Linked DNA regions of Homo sapiens: region 2 is linked to region 1. Evidence: chromatin contacts called from ENCODE Hi-C or POLR2A ChIA-PET data. All regions are on one chromosome and are shown on one strand. The core of a region is the stretch at or near the end of the contact, and the rest is flanking DNA. Distances in the headings are between cores, read along the strand shown. Region 1 holds the start of ATF3 (activating transcription factor 3). Region 2 has its middle 23 kb from the start of NEK2-DT.

What was found. A loop is a pair of places that touch in the nucleus more often than their neighbours do. ChIA-PET counts read pairs that join two places held with the same protein, here RNA polymerase II (POLR2A). Pooled maps may share reads with other maps.
Region 2: a map with no recorded cell type shows a loop between it and region 1 (8-fold over the local background). The contact joins the enhancer-like site here to the promoter of ATF3 in region 1. A Hi-C loop is called at or near these places in 2 of 37 single-sample maps with no recorded cell type and 3 of 50 pooled maps. POLR2A ChIA-PET finds 5 or more read pairs at or near these places in 2 of 52 experiments (GM12878 and endothelial cell of umbilical vein).

The regions. Positions count from the first base shown.
Region 1 is chr1:212,604,798-212,610,288 of GRCh38, reverse strand. ATF3 (activating transcription factor 3) reads right to left here and starts at 1,528. Exons shown (of 4, transcript NM_001674.4): 1 at 1,359-1,528. RefSeq lists silencers at 707-886, 897-1,036, 1,657-1,866, 3,257-3,436 and enhancers at 1,147-1,206, 945-1,902, 1,903-2,860.
Region 2 is chr1:211,695,962-211,701,499 of GRCh38, reverse strand. No RefSeq gene overlaps it. Among named protein-coding and RNA genes, the nearest start is that of NEK2-DT, 23 kb to the right of the region's middle. RefSeq lists a silencer at 2,475-2,534. Within about 2 kb of position 2,945, at least 3 of the 41 ENCODE cell types and tissues checked have a DNase peak (open chromatin) inside an H3K27ac peak, as active enhancers do.

The DNA of each region.
Region 1 (5,491 bases), core at 279-2,778:
CTGGCTCTCCTTTTCTTTCTGGGTTCATCAAGGATTTAGTAACTATTTTATTTGTAAGAAAGCATATGTGACCTATGCAATGAAATTAGGGAAAAGAAAATGTTTAGGAGGAAAGGAAGTAGATGAGAAATGAAAATGGGAGTGGGGGGAGCAGAGAAGGAGAACGAATCCAGTGGAAAGAAAGCTGGTGAGGGAAAAGATGCCCTGCAGAAAAGTCCCCTTTCCCCCACTGTCTGGACACTGGTGAATGACATTAGATAGAGACCCACCCCATTCAAGTCCCCTCACTGGCTCCTTTTCTCCCCACTACACCACTCCAAAATCTGAAAATCTCCAGACAGAAAGGACCTTAGTAGTTATCTGGTCCAACCACTGCATTGTGCCCTCCAACACGCAGAGGGGGCCGGTACTGCCCATGTGCCCTTATTTCCCGGCTCCGCATACTGAGGCCCAACGACATCGATTGCAGTGTAAGCGCTCAGAGTCCTGGCACTAGACCACAAAGCCATTCTCTCAAATATCTGCACAAGTGGCTCCACACCCTCGCTTCCCCGCCACGGTGGGTCTCCCGCGGACCCGCCGAAGGAAAAGCCAGAGTGAGAGTCCCAGGTGTGTGGGAGTCCCGGGCTCGGGGTCCGGACACCAGCCGTTGCCGGGAGCCCTCCCCGTCTTCCGCCCCGGGACAGCGCGACACCAGCGCTCGCCACTTCCAAGCTTATCCCAGCTAACTTTTTCTCGGGGTTGCCTTCACGGTCCTGCCGCCAGTGCTGCGGGGTACCCAGGGCGACCCCCAGCGGCCGCGCCCGGGACGCCTCCCGCCCTCTCGCCCCTTCCCCATTCATTCCTCTCGGCGCGTGGGGCAGCCCTCCCGCAAGCCTCCGGCCTTCGTGCCTCTCTGCGCCCCCCCCCCCCCACCCGGGAAGGATCGGCTCCCACAGTGCCGTGTCTCGAAGCGAGGGATGGAGCGGGACGGCGAGCGAGGCAGCCTCGGACACCCCAACGCACCCGCCCACCCACCTTACGCCCTCTCCCAGCCGGGCAAGCCAGCGCCGTCGGCGGAGAGAAGCGGCGCTCGAGGCTGGCGGCAGAGTGGACGCCCGACCTCCGTCACCAGGAACCTTTCGCGCCCCAAGTCAAAAGAGAAAGTTAGTTCTTTCGCTTTGCGGGAAACTTTTCGAAGCGCCGAGGAGCAGCGGTGGCTTAGAAGAAGTTTAAGCCAGAGTTATTTCCAAGCCGGAGGCTGGGGGCGCGGATCCGGGGTGGGTCAGGGGTCGGCGGACTGGTTACTTAGAGGGGCGCGAAGGGAATGAAGGCGAGCAGCCCTCGTCGCGCTCACTCCCTCGGCTTCCAGCGCTCACCTCCAGGCTCCGCTCGGGGCGGCCAGGGTCGGGACGGGGTCGGGCGGGCTGTTTGTCTGGCCGGCGGGCGAGCACCGAGGACTCACGGCCGGCGCGCGGGCTGAAGGGTGCGCTCGGGCGGCGGCGAGAGAAGAGAGCTGTGCAGTGCGCGCCTGGCTGCGTGCGACTGTGGCTTGGAGAGCGTTGCATCACCCCTTTTATAGCCCTCAGGCTGGCGGCGCGGTCGTTTACTCCGTGTTGCCAGTCCCAGGCTGACGTAATGCTATTAATAGCTTCCCGGGAGAACCGGCCGAACGGAGCGGAGGAAGGGGGGTGGAGGAGGGGCCAAGGCGGGGCCGAAGGCGGGTGGAGAGAGGGGGCACTGGTGATGCAAGTTCGGGGAGGAGCCAGCCCAGGCGCGTTCCCCCAGCCTCGCTCACTGAGACACACACCAGCCCGCCCTCTCTCTCCATATCAGGACCGGAGCCGCCCGGGATAGCCGCCAGATGTGCGTACTCGCTGCTGCGTGTTCCAGGCATGACCAATGGTGCCCAAGCCAGCGGCATGACTCCACCGCGCTGGCATCTGTCCCTCCGCTAGGTTGAAGAGCGGGGGGGGCGGGGAAGGTGGGGAGGCGGGTCCCGGCCCCAGCCCAGACTAGGTGAGGCTGGGAAGCGGGCACGACCTTTCTCTAAAATGCGTGGTCATTTTCTGGAGCTTCAGGAAAATACCCCCTCCCCCACTGGCCTCCTACTTCTCTAGCAGGGGCGGAGTAGGGGCAGAAGCGTTAGTCTGTGGTGTGGGGAAGGTGTCCAAAGTCACCCTTCGGTGTATCCACGCCGTTACCCGCCGGGTGTGACCTCTGCGGCGGGGACCGCGAGAAGCCCGCCGGTTAACACAAAAGCGGAGGGCAGCCCTCGGCTGGCACCGTGCGCCCGAGCCCGCAGCCCCGGACACTCCACATGGACGCACACGCAGGACAGCTCCGGGCTCCGAAACTAGGGCGAGTGGTAGGACCGTATCGGTTCGATTTTTTTTTTTTTACAATCACAAAGCGTTTGAAATTGACAAGAACATGTCAGTGAAACCAACAAGAGCGTGAAAAGATCGGAGTCCAGGAGGAATCAGAGGCAACCCGGTGGGAGGGTAGGAGGGGGCGGAAGCCAGCGGCCAGGAGGAGGGGGAAAGAGAAGGTGCTTTGGGGTCCGCGAACCTGCCCAGGCCTGGGGGTCGCCCCGCTCTCAGGCAATATTTAGGGAAAACCCATGTTCAGCTTTCACGTGTTCTTCTGCTCCCAGAGCCGATTGGACTGGGACCGGACGGCCCGGAATGGGGACGCAATGACCACAGGCGGAACCCGCAGCAGAAATCCCCTCTGCCCTCAAGCCAGGGTGGCGGGAAAGGCGGGGCCCCGTGGTCCGAGATTCGAGCTGAGACCTCAGCAGAACTGGGTTTGAACCTTAAAAACGATTTCCTGGTTCTTATTCCCCGACCCCAACAATTTCTGCTCAGAGAGCGGCAGAACCAAGGAACCTTCTTGACTGCCCGTGGATGACTATTTGTAGACACAAGTGTGGCCTGGGACTTTCGCACCTGCCTGGGAGGGAGACCTGCGCGGCCGCAGGGTGTGGGGGCACGGTGAAGGGCAGAAACACCTGCTCCTTTCCACCTGCCTCTGGGAGAGAGGCGGCCGAAGGTCACAGTTTGGTAATTTGGGGTAGAAACTAGAGGTGTCTGGAGCCTGGGTCTCACTTGAAGTCCCCAGTTCCCCCCACCGGGGTTCCTCGCCGCCAAGCCCGACCTCACTCAGACCACCCACCTCTCCACGGGCCTGGGAACACGCGGAGGGCGGCCTCGGAAGTCTTTGCGCCCCGGCGGACCCGGGAGCCCTGGAGTTCCACGCGGGATCCTCCGAGATCCTGCTCTGGACCTGAACCGATTTCCAGCGGCGTCGCGCGGGAAGTGCAGGGCGGGTGTTTTCGCTTTACTTTTCGCCCTGGTAACGGCTCTCCGGGCCCCACCCTCCGCTTCCACGCCCTCACCCCCGCGCGCCGCTCAGCACACCTCCACAACCCGCCCTCCCGCTGGAGTGCGCGCAGGTAAACCCCGGGCGTGTCGGAGCAGCCCGGCGGACACCGGGCGGGATTAGGTGGAGGAGTGTTTGCATTTGAATGAAGTTATTTGTTATCTCTACTTAGCTATTTTATCTACTTATAGATTGTTCTGGAATAAATAGCACCATTATAAAGTGAAGCAAGGAGAGGAGGGAGAACACGTGAAGCTTTTTACTCTTTCTGCTGTGAAACAGAAATTTTGACCAGTTTACAGGTTGAACTATGATTCCATTAAAACACCCAAGCCAGATCTGTGGAGATCTGCTCCTGTCCTTAAGGGGAAATTCAACTTAGGGCGTCAAGTAAACAAACAGCCAGACCGTCCTCCACAAAACAATGCAAGGGAAGGATAATTGGGGTGGGGGGAGAAGCCCCCAACACCCCGGTCGGGTTATTCTTATTACCATTGTGCCTCCAGTTCTTTTTATCAATCTTGCTTCATTCTAATTACTCTTAGTTTGGAATCTCCAAGTTGGATAGAAATGCTGTCAGCTGTTCACGGAAGTCTGATCCTGATATTCTAAACCCGAAAAGTGATAAGAATCTTGACAGAGAACTAAGTCCACTCCCACTTGAATGAAACTCTTACCCAGGGAAAACGAAAACTACTCCTGCCTGCCTCCCTCCCCTCAGCCCCCAGGAGAACCGTGAAATGCCTGCTGAATTGAGAGACTGGAAAAGAACAGAGCAAGGCAGAGCCCCTGAGGTCTTTGCCACAGGAGAGTGATCAACATCTGAGTCCTTTGCATCCTTATTTTACCCTGACTTCAGTTAATGCCACCAATGTCCAGTGTGCACACTCTCAGCACACACACAGGCAGTGCCATGAAGTGGAGGGGACAGAAAAGCTTTCCACACCAAAACTCTTCTCCATGCAAACAAAAGAATGGCTGTCTCGCCTTAGAAGGAAGCCCTGGCTAGGGTGATTTCAGGGGTTAATCCTCAATGAAAGAGGGTTAAGCAGAGACTTGAAGATTGCTGAGGTTTTATGATGGTGAATTGCCTGGGGAATCCACATTCAGATCAGCCTTGGTATGTTTTGCTGAGTGAGATAAGAGTTGGAGACTTCATGCTGGGACATGTGCAAAAGGAAGGGAAAAAATTAAAAGGGGAGGGGAAGGAACTAGGCAACTAAAAACAGCCCACTCGTGGCAACCAAATCTAAACAGAAAAACATTGCAGGGAGCCAAACGCAAAAGAAAAAACAAAAAAGTTTGAGATATTTAAAGGTTCTAGCAGTTTCTTAGTTCAGTGCACAGTCCCTTCCCACATTCCTCTGCCCCATTACTCTGTTCTCTAAACCCTAAGACTGTATTCGTGCCCAGAATGCTAGAAACACAAGATAAGATCTGCCAGAGAAGCGGCAGAGTACTAGCAGCTCTGTCTGCCTGGCTCAACCTACTTCTTCGCTTTGGAACGGGAGTGGAGTCCATTTTCTTATACTTTATTCTGTTTCCGAAGCTCACTCTTTCTACAAAGTCAGTTTGAATGTGGGGATTGCTAGTTTAATAGTGTCCAAAATTGGCATTGTCAGGAAACAGGGGCAGCATCACACAGTAGGCACCAAAGTGTGGAAGGCACTTGGATTCTGGATTCAGCACTTAGATGCTGTGTCACCTTAAGTAAGTTATTTCCTCAAATGAAAAATGGCACTAACAATAGCACCTAATGCATAAGATTGTTGTGACATTTCTCTGAGGATGTGGCACCCAGTCAGCCCTCAGTAGTGGTATCATTAATTAATTATGAATCAAGAGAAGCTTTCTGAGGTACCCTTGAATCTCTCCAGGAACTCATTCAGTATCACTTGTCAGTGGAAAATAGTGGATGAAGTCAAGCGATCTCCAGGAATGACAATCAAGAGGGGGCGGGAGTGAGAGCCCAGGCAGACACTGATGAAAGCCATCCTCGTTCCCCATCACAGCAACTCCACCACACACCTGGGGCTCTCCTCAATGCTGGATGGCCCTGCCAAGTATCCTGGGCTAGGAGCAGGGGATTTGGGTTTGGGGTCTGGTTCTGTCTTTGGTATTCTTGAGC
Region 2 (5,538 bases), core at 1,696-4,195, 910 kb after region 1:
TTGGGTAGATGAGAAAAACAGTTTCTTTACACCCACACAACATTTCTGACACCAGAGGTCTGGGTTATTTCCCCCAGTGACCAATTCTCCAACACCAACTGGGTGTCCTACAATTTAATTCTGACACTATCAAGCTGCAGCTCCTGTCAGATCCCACACTTTCAGGGCTCAGTCCCACCAGACTGCCCCCATTGCAGATGCCAATGGCAAGTCTGGGTCTCAGGTATTTCTGACCAAACAGCTATAAGTTAGCGGTTCCAATGGCCCCCTCCCTTGGGCTCAATAATTTGCTAGAATGGCCCACAGATTCAATGGCCCACAGATCTCAGAGAAACACTACATTTACCAGCTTATTATAAAGGACACAACTCAGGAACAGTTAGATGGGAGATGGATAGGGCGAGGTAGGGGTGGGGCAGGGGGTAGGGCTTCCACGTCCTCTCTGGGCACCCACCCTCCAGCACCTCCATGTGTTCTGTAGTCTAGAAGCTCATCAGATCTCACTGTTCAAGAGTTTTCACAGACCTCAAAATCCAGCACCCAACTCCCATTCCCAGAGGCTGAAGGGTGGGTGGGGCAGGTGAGGGTGCAGTTTGAAATAATATATATTGATGATGCTCCAGCAGTTTTAAGCAAAATCTTGAGCCATTTATGTCCAGAATTTTTGACAAACAAAACCAGACAAAACAACCAATCCCACAAAACAAAACTAAACAAAACTAAACAAAAACCAACCAGCCAAACAACCAAACCCAACCAAAAAACCCTAGAATTCATTGTTTTGCGATGCACTGTCACACTGAATCATGCCTGTAACTGATGTTCTAGAAGAGTTCAGTTTCCTCTAAGGGTAATCAGTTATGTGATAAAGAGGTGTTAAATACTTGGTGATGATTTAAAATCCAATCTTAATTTGGTCCCACCTTGAGATCTGTTCATCTTTTTTTTTTTTTTTTTTTTTTTTTTGAGACAGAGTCTCGATCTATCTCTCAGGCTGGAGTGCCGTGCAGTGGTGCAATCTTGGCTCACTGCAGCCTGGACCTTCTAGGCTCAAGAGATCCTCCTTCCTCAGCTCCCCTGAGTAGCTGGGACCACAGGCATGTGCTACCCCATCCAGCTAATTTTAAACTTTTTTTGTAGAGACAGGGTCTCACTATGTTGCCCAGATTGGTCTCGGACTCCTGGGGTCAAGCGATTCTCCTGCCTGGGCCTCCCAAAGTGCTGGGGAGATCTGTTCATTCTTTTTTTCTTTTCTTTTCTTTTTTCTTCTTCTTCTTTCCTTCCTTCCTTCCTTCCTTCCTTCCTTCCTTCCTTCCTTCCTTCTTTCTTTCTTTTCTTATTGAGACAGGGTCTTGCTCTGTCACCCAGGCTGAAGTGCAGTGGCGCGATCTGGGCTCACTGTAATCTCTGCCTTCCAGGTTCAAGCAATTCTTCTGCCTCAGCCTCCCGAGTAGCTGGGACTACTGGTGCACGCCACCATGCCCGGCAAATTGTTGTATTTTTAGTAGAGACAGGGCTTCACCATATTGGCCAGGCTGGTCTCGAACTCCTGACCTTGTGATCCGCCCACCTCTGCCTCCCAAAGTGCTGGGATTACAGTCATGAGCCACCACACCCGGTGATCTGTTCATTCTTAATGGAAAAATGCTTGATACTTTATAAGCCAAATGGTGACACAATTGGCCCTATTTTAGTCCAACAGGGAAAAAGGCAAAAATTATACATTTCAGCAGACCTGGTACATTTGATAGCTTAAACTGACATAAAAATTGTCTTCTAAAACTAAGATAAAACAAAATGGGGATAGTGATACTTCCTCATGGAGTTGTGGGAAGGGTGGAGTGAGATTCATGTGCAAAGAGTTTGCACAGTGCCTGGCACATCAAGGACATTGATGGGTGAGAGTCCCCAGTGTTGGGACCATTGCTGGGGTGGGAGTGGCCTGTGCCTCCAGCAGGGAAGAAGGGCAGATGAGCTTTCCGGAACGTACTCCTCAGAACCTGGGTCCTAAGTCTGTTTGCACGCATGTGCCCTGCGTGTATTCTCTGCCGGGGCATTAGCGGACAGGGACCCTTCTCCACATGAAAGCACTCGGGGAATCACGGCTTGCTGAAGCCAGAGCACAAGGCGGAGATCACCTGCACCAACCCATCCTACATGGAAAGGACAGCTGAGTCCCGAGAGGGCCGTAGGGTCACAACTTCCTAGGAAGCCGGGGCTGGAGCCAGGCCCCCTGCCTGCCCTCTCTGTCGCTGTGCCCCGCTCTGTGCTCCACAGGCAGCTCCTCAGCCGCAGCGCCTTCAGTTCCATCTGGTCTAGAGGGAAGGGAGTGCGGGTCGCCCGGCCCCTGGAAGCTCACCTCTAAAGCCCCAAGGGCACCGTAGGGGAGGCTGTGTCCACAAAGGCTCCTAGGAGGAGCTTTCATGACACTTTATGAGAAAAAGTCCCACAGTCCTGCACTGAGCCTTCACCTCACCTGAGCTCTTCTCAAAGTCAAGTCATAGCGGGCGGGGGACGGGGGGCGGGGGGCGGAAACTGAAGTGCAGAGTGAAGGGCTCTGAGAAAGCACTCCCAGGCCTGGGCCAACAGGCCCCGTGGCACCTTCGGGAACATCTCTGTGCATGAAAAGCTGCAGTCTGCTGTTACTGTTTCAGTAACGGGGTCAATATTTCTATATCCGGACACTGCGCAGTCTCTAGGCCTCCCGAGGGTTTGAGTTCTCCGGAGTCCAGACTCATAAACCACACCTCCCTCCCTCTGCAAAAAAGAGCGTGCGGGTCCAGGTAGGTGAGCGGCGGCGCTGTCCCTTCAGCTCCAGGAGGGAGAGGGCGCCCCCACCTGGTTACAGGCAGCATGGCAGCGAGAGGCCAGGGCTGAACGCGGCGCAGGATCCTCTCCTGGTGGCCTTGTCCCTGGGTGCCCCTCAGAACCACCCGGGGACATCCCCAAATTACAGAAACCTGGACCCTCACCACAGACCCTGAATCAGGAAGTATGAGGTGTGCCCCAGGCATTTTAAAACAACAACAACAAGCTCTATAGAGCTTCTGATAAACACCCAAGTTGAGAACTGCAGGGTATTAAGATCAGAAATGAGGTGTCAAAAATAACTTCTAGCTAACAATAGTTAAGGTGCCAACACCTGTGAATCATTTGTCATTATATGCAAATTAGAGGCCCGTGGCAGTGGCTCACGCCTGTAATCCCAGCACTCTGGGAGGCTGAGGCAGGAGGATCACTTGAGCTCTGGAGCTTGAGACCAGTCTGGGCAACATGGTGAGACCCCGTCGCTACTAAAAATAAAAGCGAATTAGCCAGGCCTAGCAACGAGTGCCTGTAGTCCCAGCTACTGGAGAGGCTGAGGTGGGAGGATTGCTTGAGCCTGGAGGTCAAGGCTGCAGTGAGCTGTGATTGCTCCACAGCACTCCAGCCTAGGCAACACTGAGATCTTGTCTCAAAAAAAAAAAATTTCATATATATATATATATATATATATACACACACATATAAAAAATATAATGTATATATATAATATAATGTGTATATATAGAGATACACACACACACATATATATATATGTATGTATAATTAGAGCAGATATGAGGCCATTCCTCTCTTTCCCTTGCATTCTCAGAGAGAAAAGGCCTGTGTGGGGGCTCTGCTGGGTGCCCTACATGCCTGCAGCCCTCCTGAGCCTTGTTGGAGACTATCACTGATCTCTGCCCCAGTTAGGATGGTTTCAAATTGGTCTAGTCTAGTGCTTTACTGGCTTCCCAAAAGCTTTGGGCTAAGTTCAAATGGGGGACTCCCCTGGAAGTGTGCCTCAAAAGCAGATGTCATCCACACTGTGTTTCTCAGCAGGAAGTCTCCCCACCAGCACAGCTGTTCTCCACTGTGACAAGCATAGGAGCCCCCAGGGACTGTGCTGAAGAGCAGATTCTGATGAGCAGGGCCGGGTGGGGCCTGAGAGTCTGCATGTCTAATAAGCTCCCAGGGGACACCTTGTTGCTCTCCAAGGACCACATGTGAGGGTCTACACCACTTACTGACAATACTGCTCTAGCTATGACCAGCTGGAAAGGCTTCTGAAGAGGAGCTTCATAGCTAAGCTGACCAACCCTCTTGGTTTTCTTGGGGCTGAGAGGTTTGCCCAGACTTGAAACCTGGGATGGTCCCAGGGAGACCAGAATTCTTGGTTACCCTGTGCACAGCTGTGGCCCAATACAATTAGTTTAGGTAAAGCCTTGACATAGACGCCTGAGAAAGGCTCAAGAATGCTTACAAAGAAACAAACAAGGCATTGTAAATCAATCTAGTGTAGAAAAAATACTCTTAAAGCACCGAGGGAAGGTAGATTAAATTCAAGGTCATCATGAAACTGAGCTTCTTGAGAGCTGAGTTCTGAGTGGGATGGGATAGAAAAGGGATTAGGGAATGATCTAGGTTGGGATGAAGGAAAGGGCTCCCATTGCTATACATGCCCGCTTTGGTTAGCGCTGATTTCATGAAAAGCCAGGTTCATCTGAGTTGTCAGAACCTACAAATCATATTCAAGTGTGTGCTGTCATATTTGTATTAAATTCCTGTATCTATATATTTTAGGTCACTTTCTCTCCCCAAAAGCCATGGCAGTTAACCTGGCCCTAAACCTAAGTTGCCCTGGCCTCCCTGCCCAGGTGCCTTCTAGAGAATGTCACATAATGCAGTGGTTTAATGGACTTCCCTGGTGACCACAGCCCTGGTCTGGATGTGGTCCTGTCTGCCCTGCCATGTGCCATGTGACCTAGGTAGAAAGGGAGTCAGTGTCTACCTGTCTGTGCCTGTCCTCCTGCCCTTACAGGGATGGCTGAGGCATGAGGGCTCTGACAGCCCTGGAGACACACAGAACCTCACCAATATGGAAGAGTCTGGGAAAACCTTGGGGCCACCCTGAGAAGGCACTTCACAACAAAGACTGCACACAGTACTTTTTGGAGGGCAGCCATATTCTGGCCTATGGGTTTGGTTCCTAGAACTCGAAGTATGTGGGTTTCCTGAGTGTGTAAAATCCTGAGAGATGGTAATAAACCACACCCTTTGGGATGAGGTACAGAGAGCCTTCATATTTATAAAATATATGAGGCCAGGCATGGTGGCTCACACCTGTAATCCCAGCACTCTGAGAGGCCAAGGTAGAAGCATTGCTTGAGCTCACGAGTTTGAGTCCAGCCTGGGCAACATAACGAGAGCCTGCCTCTACAAAAATAAAATAAAATAAAAAGTTAGCTGGGCATGGTGGTGTGTGCCTGTGATCACAATTATTCAGGAGGCTGAAGTGGGAGGATTGCTTGAGTATAGGAGTTTGAGGCTGCAGTGAACTATGATTGCACCATTGCACTCCAGCCTGGGCAACAGAGTGAGACCGTGTCTCAATTAAAAAAAAAATATATATATATATATATATATGTATGCATGTATATGTGTGTGTATATATATATATATACATATGTATGTATGTATGTATGTGTGTGTGTGTATATGTATATATGTATATATACC